Regions from separate parts of the Homo sapiens genome. Here region 1 is linked to region 2. A link is an interaction called in ENCODE POLR2A ChIA-PET data of the cell type or tissue named here. Cell type or tissue: B cell. All regions are shown on one strand. Region 1 overlaps GFOD2 (Gfo/Idh/MocA-like oxidoreductase domain containing 2). Region 2 overlaps SLC7A6 (solute carrier family 7 member 6).

Region 1 (5,000 bases), 600 kb before region 2:
TCTATTTCTGAATTCAATCTGGGAGCCACCATCTGACCTCCCAAGCATTTGGTGACCAATGAATGAATAACTCCAATGTCACACATCCTCAGAGAGAGCTCTCTGGAAGAAACAAACAATAAGGCCAAAACTTACTTGCTCCAAATTGACAACCGGACAGACTGAAGTTCTTTCTCACTTCAAAGAACATTTATCCTTCCCTACCCACTGAGCCAGAGGTGACAGACACCTTCCTATGACATTCCTCAGAATGAGGGAGGAGATAAGTAGCAGACCCTGAGGTTTGCCACCATGGCAGTGGTCAGGAAGAGTGGAGGACAACCTCATGGCACCGGTTCCTCGACCTAGAGATCTTCGGCTGCATCAAGGAGACACTTGGCTCCTATTACCTCACATAAAACAGTTACTCAGTCAAGTAAGTATGTGCTAGTTGAATTGTGACTATGTCTTCTGTCATCTACCTTGTAATGTGTGTTATTTCTAGTTGCCTCAATTGGACTATAAAATCTGAAGACAGGGAGGGGTCCAATCTAACACAGCTTTGAATGTCCAAAATGACATCAGGACAGTGACTGGCACACAGGAGGCATTAAAAAAATAATTGAGGCTGGGTGTGGTGGCTCCTGCCTGTAATCCCAGCACTTTGGGAGGCGGCCAAGGCAGGTGGATCACCTGAGGTCAGGAGCCCGAGACCAGCCTGGCCAACATAACAAAACCCCATCTGTACTAAAAAGACAAAAATTAGCTGGGCGTGGTGGCACATGCCTGTAGTCCTGGCTACTTGCAAAGCCGAGGCAGGAGTATCGCTTGAACCTGGGAGGTGGAGGTTGCAGTGAGCTGAGATTGCACCAATGCACACTCCAGCCTGGGCAACAGAGTGAGACTCCATCTAAAAAAATAAAATAAAATAATAATAATAATTTTAAAAAAATGCTGGGCATGGTGGCTCACACCTGTAATCCCAGCACTTTGGGAGGCCGAGGCGGATGGATCACCTGAGGTCAGGAGTTCGAGACCAGCCTGGCCAATGTGGTGAAACCCTGTCTCTACTAAAAATACAAAAATTAGCTGGGTGTGGTGGCAGGCACCTGTAATCCCAGCTACTTGGGAGGCTGAGGCAGGAGAATCACTTGAACCTGGGAGGCGAAGGTTGCAGTGAGCCGGGATTGCGCCATTGAACTCCAGCCTGGGCAACAAGAGGGAAACTCTGTCTCAAAATAAAATAAAAATTGCTGGCTGAATGTTTACTGGTTTGTTTACTTAGTAAACTAGGTTCTGATTTATATTAGATAAAGAGAAGAAGTTGACTCCAGTTGACTGGAAATAGAAGACCAACGGGAACTGTAGGAGAACAGCTCAGCAGGCCATGCCCAGTCAGGGGCAAGAGGTTACCAAGCCCAAAACTTCCCAAGGGAGTGGAGATGTCATGTAAGCAGGCTGTCGACGGATCCTGTCAGGGAAGCCCAATGCTGGCAGAGCCTTCCTGTCCTCCGGCAATACAAGACTGCAGTTTGGCAGGAAGGGTGTGTGCTCACTATAGTCAAACGCTGACAAAACATGGGAAATGGTAGCCTTGCTACACAGCCTCTCCTTCCTGTGGTGCTGTGTGCCCCAGAAATGGGAGAACAAACACACTAGTCACAACCAATTCCCCGCCACCCAGGGCTCTGACCTCTAACTTCACAGAGGCAAACTTTATGTTGACTGAGATGCAACCATCTCCAGCCCCTTGATGGCTGTCTCTTAGAGTATTTCCTTAATTTCTGTTCAGGGATTTACAGATGGGAGGTAGGTTAGGCTATGTCTTTTTTCATGCCCTCCCCAAGCACTGCTTCAGGGACAAGTGATGTCCCAGAGTTCTCCTCCCTGCAGATGCGAGCCCAGGAAGGAGAGCTCAGAGGAGAGGAGTGACCCTCAGAGGACTGCCCAGAGGGAGAGACATGATCTGCCCCTGCTGTGGCCTGCCGGGCGTACCTAGAGCCTTCACGGATATCTGCCGGGTGAGTGGAGGGGGGATGCTGATGCACACCAGATCCACATCTTGATGCAGCAAGATGTCATCAGTCCGGCTGGTGTAGAAGGCGATGTTCATCTCCTCAGCAAGCTGCTTCGCCTCCTCCTCAGTCTTCCCCCACAGGGCCTCAACAGTGAACCCTTCTGCCCTCAGCAGTGGGACCAGAACTCGGGCGGAGCTGCCAGTCCCAAACACGCCCACTCCTGGCAGCATCTTCATCCCAGCCTCTCTCTTTACCAACTCATCTCCTCACAAGAGCCTCTGGCATGGATATGATCTTCCAAACGTCCTGGTCAGACATGGCTCCTAGAATAGCAAACATTACACTGGTTATTACTGGAGAGGACACTCAGCTGAGGCTACTTTCTTTTTTTTTTGAGATGGAGTCTCGCTCTGTTGCCCAAGCTGGAGTGCAGTGGTGCGAAGGCTACTTTCAAATAAGGAAGTAACAAGTTCTCTGCCAGAAAAGCACAAATGAAATAGGGCTCGAGGCCAGGCATGGTGGCTCATGCATGCCTGTAACCCCAGCATTTCAGGAGGCCGAGGTGGGAAGATCACTTGAGGCCAGGAGTTTGAGAGTAGCCTGGGCAACACGGCGAGATGTCATCTCTATTAAAAAATATATATATTAAAAAATAGCCAGATGTGGTGGCATGCGCTTGTTGTAGTCCTAGCTACCTGGGAGGCTGAGGTGAAAGGATCACATGAACCTAGGAGTTCACAACTATAGTAAGCTATGATTGTGCTACTGCACTCCAGCCTGGGCAACAGTGCAAGACCTTGTCTCAAAAGAAAAAAGAAATACTGTTCCAAGATGAAACACTGCAGAATCTTCTTCTTCCATGGAGACTGAAGGATAAGAGGAAAAACGGAAAATGAATAAAGTTGAGTTTAAATCTCTGTTCTGCTACTTAACTTTCTGTGTAACCCTGGTCAAAAGATTCAACTTTCAGGGCCTTAAATGTATAATAAGGGGAGTGATTGATCTTTAAGGTTCCTTCTTGCTATAAAAGTTCATGATTCTATATATGACAAAGAAAAGAAGAGTGGAGGCCAGGCACAGTGGCTCACACCTGTAATCCCAGCACTTTGGGAGGCCAAGGCGGGCGGATCACCTGAGGTAAGGAGTTCAAAACCAGCCGGGTCAACATGGCCAAACCCCATCTCTGCTAAAAATACAAAAAAAAAAACTAGCCAGGTGTGGTGGCAGATGCCTGTAATCCCAGCTCTTCAGGAAGCTGAGGAAGGAGAATCATTTGAACCCAGGAGGCAGAGATTGCAGTGAGCCAAGATCACACCACTGCACTCCAGCCTGGGCGACAAGAGTGAGACTCTATCCAAAAAAGAAAGAAAGAAAGAAAGACTGGAGGCCGGGCGTGGTGGCTCATGCCTGTAATCTCAGCACTTTGGGAGGCTGACGTGGGTGGATCGCTTGAGGTCAGGAGTTCGAGACCAGCCTGGCCAACGTGGTGAAACCCCGTCTCTACCAAAAATATAAAAAGTTAGCCAGGTGTGGTGGTGCAAGCCTGTATTCTCAGCTACTCGAGGGGCTGAGGCAGGAGAATCACTTGAACCTGGGAGGTGAAAGTTGCAGTGATCTGAGATTGTGCCACTGCACTCCAGCGTGTGTGACAGAATGAGACTCCGTCACAAAAAAAAAAAAAAAAGAAAAGAAAAAGAAGAATGGAAAACAAAAACCAGTTCAAGAGGAAAGTGAAAGAACTAATTGCTATACAGATTAAGTATAATTAAAATTTTCATGGTAGCAAACATAGGAAAATGCTCACTAGAAAAAAAAATACCAAAAAACTTTTTTCATCAAACTGGCTAAAAGAAAAAGTATGCTTAAAGAGATTTTATTAGGCCGGGTGCGGTGGCTCATGCCTGTAATCCCAGCACTTTGGGAGGCCGAGGCGGGCGGATCACGAGGTCAGGAGATAGAGACCATCCTCACTAACACAGTGAAACCCTGTCTCTACTAAAAAATACAAAAAATTAGCCAGTTGTGGTGGTGGGTGCCTGTAGTCCCAGCTACTCGGGAGGCTGAGGCAGGAGAATGGCGTGAACCCAGGAGGCGGAGCCTGCAGTGAGGTGAGATCGCGCCAATGCACTCCAGCCTGGGCGACAGAGCAAGACTCCGTCTCAAAAAAAAAAAAAAAAAAGAAAAAAAGAAAAAAAAAAGATTTTATTAGGCTGGGTGTGGTGGCTCATGTCTGCAATCTCAGCAATTTGGGGGGCCAAAGCAGGAGGATTGCTTGAGATCAACAATTCAAGATCAGCACAAGCAACTTAGTGAGACACCCATCTTTACTAAAAAAAAAAAAAAAAAAAAATTAGCCTGGCATGGTGGCACATGCCTATAGTCCCAGCTATTTGGGAGGCTGAGGTAGAAGGATCGCTTGAGCCCAGGAGTCAAGACTGCAGTGAGCTATGACAGTGCCACTGCACTCTAGCCTGGGCAATAGAGTGAGACTGTCTCAAGAAAGGAAAAAAGGTTTTTTTGTATACAGATATTTACTATAGCATTGGCTATCATAGTGAAAAACTGGGAGACAATCTAGATGTCCAATACAAGTAATGGGTTAGATAAAGAATGCTGTGGAGTTACTGAAAACCATGAAGTAGAAGGCCCTCAATAACCTGAAAGACATTCACCACATTGTCACTGAAAGGGAAAAACACACACTATCAGAAGTATGGGGTTTTTTTTAAAAAAAGCACACAAAAGAAGTATAATAGGTATGAGTATATATATAAGGATATCTGTAATATATCTATAAAATATCTCTATTCAATGCTGTAGAAGGACTAGAATACTCCTGAATTTATTGATTGCTGAGGTTGATGGGATTATGAATGATTTTTATTGTTTCTTTTCAATTTTTGAACTTTGCCAAATTTTCTGAGACATGATTCTGTCTTATTCATTGTAGAGTTTTTCTTCTGATCACAAGGGTTATACAATAAAGAACAAAACCAAACAAAA
Region 2 (5,000 bases):
ACCTCACTTACTGATGAGTTTCTTTTGGCCATGAAGAGGTCTTGTGTCTCCTGTGGTTTGGAACCTTGGGAGTCTGGGTGGGAAAGAGTAGGTGAAATCACCCATCCCTGGGCCTGGGGGGAATTCCCAGAAATGGTGCTAGCCATCAGGATGTATAAGTATGTGTTCACGCATGCCTTCATATCCTTGAGCACCAGTAGTGATGGAAGTGCCTGTGTGCTGTCAGCTGGGGCGGGTGCAGGGTGTCCCCTCGCTTGCCAGTTCGCCTTGTTCTGACTGGTCCATTGGCCCCTTTGCCTTAGGCAGGAAGGGCAGAAAGAGTGCTCTCTGTAAAGAGGGGTTGGGCCCCTGTGCCCTCAACTCAAGCCTGCCAGTGACTTTGTGGTTTTCCTCCTAGGTCTGCTGACATTTGTGAACTGTGCCTATGTCAAGTGGGGCACACGTGTGCAGGACACGTTCACTTACGCCAAGGTCGTAGCGCTCATTGCCATCATTGTCATGGGCCTTGTTAAACTGTGCCAGGGTAAGTGGTGGGAAGGGGGGTACCACCAACAGTTCCTCTGGATTCCCTGAGGAGAACATGGCGACTCTGTTAGCTTCACTGCTCGGCTGTTTCTATGTACATGCTAGCATGTGTCAGTGAGTGCAAGAGATGGGAGTAGATTTCTTTCTGGGCTTTTTGGGCCAGGCTGGCTTGGCCAAGTGGACATGAGTCAGCCTGTCCCTCAGGGCTGGTTTCCTTTGGTGGAGGCTGGGAGCATTGCAGGAAGCCAGCCAAGGGCCTAGGAGCTCCTGAAGCTTGGGTCATGATTGGGTCATAAAAGTAATCTGTGGGGATAGAGTGGCTCCTGTTTGTGGTCTGTGACTGCCAAGCTACAAGTAGGAAGACTGGGCCCTCCTTGAGACAGGTGGCAGGGTATATGGAGCTGGAAGTGGGGTATGGAAATGGGTGGTTATTTTGCAGCCTTTACTTTTCATCTGGACTTGTATTCAGCAATCCCTCCCCAAGTCAGCTCTCAGAAAAATATTAAAATATTGTGAAATTGGCAGTGTCTTTCCTAAATGTTGGCTTTAGAAAGCTTTTCATTCCTGGATCAGAGAGGACTGGCAGTGAGGGTAACAGGCCTACCAAGATCTCATGAGCCCTAGAGAGGTCTTGAGGTGTCTTTAGCCACAGATATCTCAATCATTTCACAGCCCAGTTCTCTAGGTCATCAGTCCCTAAATGTGGCTGTGTACAGTCACCCGGGGAGCTGAGACCCTAATCTCAAATCTGTTGGATCACATTCTGGTTGGTGTGGAGTCTAAAAAGCTGTGCTTTTAAGAATTGCCCTTGGCCCGGCACGGTGGCTCACGCCTGTAATCCTAACACTTTGGGAGGCTGAGGTGGGCGAATCAGCAGGTCAGGAATTCGAGACCAGCCTGACCAACATAGAGAAACCCTGTCTCTACTAAAAATACAAAAATTGGCTGGGCATGGTGGTGCGCGCCTGTAATCCCAGCTACTTAGGAGGCTGAGGCAGGAGAATGGCTTGAAAACAGGAGGCGGAAGTTGCAGTAAGCCGAGATTGTGCCACTGCCCTCCATCCAGCCTAGGTGACAGAGCAAGATTCCATCTCAAAAAAAAAAAAAAAAAAAGAATTGCCCTTGTTGGGCTGGGCGCGGTGGCTCATGCCTGTAATCTCAGCACTCTGGGAGGCCGGGAGGCTGAGGCAGATGGATCACCTGAGGTCAGGAGTTTGAGACCAGCCTGGCCAACATGGAGAAACCCTGTCTCTACTAAAAATACAAAAAATTAGCCGGGGGTGGTGGTGGGTGCCTCTAATCCCAGCTACTCGGGAGGCTGAGGCAGGAGAATCGCCTTAAACTGGGAGGCAGAGGTTGCAGTGAGCCAAGATCTTGCCATTGCACTCCAGCCTGGGCAACAAGAACGAAACTCTGTCTCAAAAAACAGAAAAAGAAAAAGAAAAAAAGAATTGCCCTTGTTGATTCTTAGACTGCTGGTCTAGCCTGTGTACTTATATCAAGTTAGTAGAGCTAGCCATGTGGATGTCCCTGGAGGCTCAGGAGCATCCTGGGGTCAAATTGGGTTTTGAGTAATCCTCCCCTGAAGATCTGTTCCTTAGGGAACCACTGCTGTGTATGAGAATGGACACCCCTGAGGACAGGGGTCTCTATTTTCTCTTCTCTTGCTGCATAGCCAGCTCTTTTTACCACATGAGAGCTGGGTCTAGGCTTTCTTCAGGGTGTGACAATGGGCTTCCTTAGAAGTCTGGGTCTTGTTAAAGACCCCAGTATGTCCAGAGGGTCTCTGATCTGGGTAGCTGGGTGCTGTCCCCTGGGCTTTTGTGTCTGCAGTCTCTGAGGCCTCTGAGGAGAATGACAGGCTGGGCTGGCTCCCCGGAGGGTGGGGGTGGCTCAGGCCTAGTGAAAGATAAGGTCTCAGTTCCTCTATAGCATGTCATCTCCCCCATGCAACCATAGCTACCGCAAGTAGAGCAGCATAGAGTCCTTCCCATGAGGCTGATAAACCCATTGACCAAATTGTGCAGTAGTCTGGTCCAAGAGAGGTAGTTCACAGGAAGGTATAATTTTCAATGAAAAATGACTCCTTCATGTGAAATGGGGTTCTTGACATAAATAGGTAGAAGAGCTGGGGCTTGCTGTGAGATCATTTGCAGGAAATGGAAATTCTTTAGGGTTTTGGAAGAAGTATTGTCACATCAGAGGGCGGCCAAGAATGTCTTTGGTTTTTTATTGTCTAGTTTTATTAAAGGAATGTGAGCTTTCCTGAGGAAGTGGGTGGGGTGGTAAAGTGTAGGGAGCTAGTGGTTGTTGATCTTTTGGTGTTAAATTATGTTTTTTTTTCTTTCCCCTGCCTTCTTGTTTTTTCTTTCTTGTTCCTCCCCATTCCTCCTTTTTTTCATCTTCCCTTCCTCTTTCCTATTCTCCTTTCGTATCTTTCTCTTACACCTCCCATCTCCTCTTCCTTTCTCCTTTGGCCTGTTCCTTCTCTCTGAACCCCTCACCTGCCTTTGCCCCCACAGGACACTCTGAGCACTTTCAGGACGCCTTTGAGGGTTCCTCCTGGGACATGGGAAACCTCTCTCTTGCCCTCTACTCTGCCCTCTTCTCTTACTCAGGTTGGGACACCCTTAATTTTGTAACAGAAGAAATCAAAAACCCAGAAAGGTAAAGATGGGATCACACTCTCACTCCCCAGCTTGGCTGGAACTCCTGCTGATAGTGGGCGTGCCTGCCCTCATCCTTCTCCTCCTCCCTCCGACTCTCCTCCCCTCTTCTCCCTACTCCCCCTTCTCCAGCTAGGAGGGGCTGAGGGCTAGAATGGGAGTGAGTGAAGGTAGGAAAGCCTTCGGCTCCCTGTCCTCACGTTCGCACTGGAGGATAGGGCCTTCCTAGAGGAGAGGGCCTTCAGTGGGGAGCAGCAGGCCCAGCTGGGGCAAAGGAATTAGGACCTCGGACTCTGGTGCTGACACTACAGCCCGCAGAACCAAAACTTATTCTGGCCAGCTGGGTCCCCAGCCTGGCATCCAGTCCCCAGGACACTGTTCCTTGCACTGTTCCTCTGAGATCACAGATGCAGGAGGATTATGAAACCCAGTAGGACCCATTGGTCCTACTGTGGCAAAGATTAAATATTGATCATGAGCTATCTTCACAGAGAAAGTTGGGTCTTTCTCAATAGAAAGAACCCAGGGTCAAGGGGAAGGTGAGCCTCCCTCAAAGACTTGGAGGCTAGTGAACTGTTAAATGTTAGGAAAATCCCAGTGGAGACTTGATAAACTTTGTTCCCAAGGAGAGGTTGGTTCTAGGTAGTCCTTTCTCACTTGTCCTGACAGAAATTTGCCCTTGGCCATTGGGATTTCTATGCCAATTGTGACGCTCATCTACATCCTGACCAATGTGGCCTATTACACAGTGCTGAACATTTCAGATGTCCTTAGCAGTGATGCTGTGGCTGTGGTGAGTCTCTTGGGATCCCCATTTGTTCATCATCTCCTGATACTGAGCCACCCTGCACAGCTCAGTCTGTCTTACTGCACCCTCCTCAGCTCTGCAGGATGAGGTCATGAGTCTAGGCCAGAGGGTGGGCTGCTTAGCAGTGATTGCATTTGTTCCGAGATCATAGATGCAGGAGGATTATGAAACCCTGTGCGTTTAAGTGCCTTTTCTGTGCCCTGCCCCCAGACATTTGCTGACCAGACGTTTGGCATGTTCAGCTGGACCATCCCCATTGCTGTTGCCCTGTCCTGCTTTGGGGGCCTCAATGCATCCATCTTTGCTTCATCAAGGTACTGTGTCTCTGTGTCACTGATAATAGACCACAATATTTCATTCTCTGGGGCTTAGGCATAAGAGTTCCTTTTTTCCCTCCTTCTCATGGGCATATAGGGTGTGTGTGTGTGTGTGTGTGTGTGTGTGTGTGTGTGTTTGGTATGTGGGCATGTACTTGCCTTTGTGCAAGTAGCACATTTGTATGCTGGTAGCTCATGTTTCCATCTGAGGTGAGGACAGATTGTGTGCTGATAGCTCATGTTATGTGTTGATAGCTCATATTTATGTGCTGGTAGCTCATATTTTGTGTGCTGGTAGCTCATGTTTATGTGCTGGTAGCTCATGTTTTGTGTGCTGGTAGCTCATGTTTCCATCTGAGATGAGGACAGATTGATGAAAGGTATAGGGGAGAAAGGCAACAGCTTGGAGTGGTGACTTGGGCAGGGACCAGATTCTAGGCTCCTTGTGGGTTATGCTGTAGCCCCAGGATTCATTCCTTCAGTAAATGATAACAGCACTTGCTGTGTACCAGGTATTGGTGCTATGTACAGAAAGACTTTCCCCCTCACTTCCCAGAAAATGCCGAGGCCATCAGGTCTCCTGATCTCCTCTGTGCAGACATCTATAAGCGTGCTGGTCCTTCCTGTTGTTGAAGAGGAAGGAGCAGGTGTGCCTTTCCTGGCAGACTCTGCTACTTGGGCTCG

The links. Peaks named below come from ENCODE experiments on the same cell type or tissue, not always from the same donor. Only the 100,000 strongest peaks of a DNase experiment are listed, where the experiment ranks them.
Region 1: POLR2A ChIA-PET joins it to region 2 with 6 read pairs; 1 of 35 experiments calls an interaction of 5 or more read pairs at or near these places.

What each region holds. Positions count from the first base shown.
Region 1 is chr16:67,683,483-67,688,482 of GRCh38, forward strand. GFOD2 (Gfo/Idh/MocA-like oxidoreductase domain containing 2) reads right to left here. Exons shown (of 3, transcript NM_030819.4): 2 at 1,975-2,320. The coding sequence starts at 2,233. Among named protein-coding and RNA genes, the nearest start is that of C16orf86, 19 kb to the left of the region's middle. RefSeq lists enhancers at 34-1,233, 2,280-2,339. In B cell, no CTCF peak of the experiment used is centred here; a DNase peak (open chromatin) is centred at 2,449; H3K4me3 peaks cover 687 bases.
Region 2 is chr16:68,287,349-68,292,348 of GRCh38, forward strand. It overlaps SLC7A6 (solute carrier family 7 member 6), which reads left to right. Exons shown (of 11, transcript NM_003983.6): 4 at 398-523; 5 at 3,048-3,192; 6 at 3,861-3,984; 7 at 4,210-4,313. Among named protein-coding and RNA genes, the nearest start is that of SLC7A6OS, 21 kb to the right of the region's middle. RefSeq lists enhancers at 2,095-2,234, 2,265-2,314. In B cell, no CTCF peak of the experiment used is centred here; DNase peaks (open chromatin) are centred at 403 and 2,433; H3K4me3 peaks cover 414 bases; H3K27ac peaks cover 4,010 bases.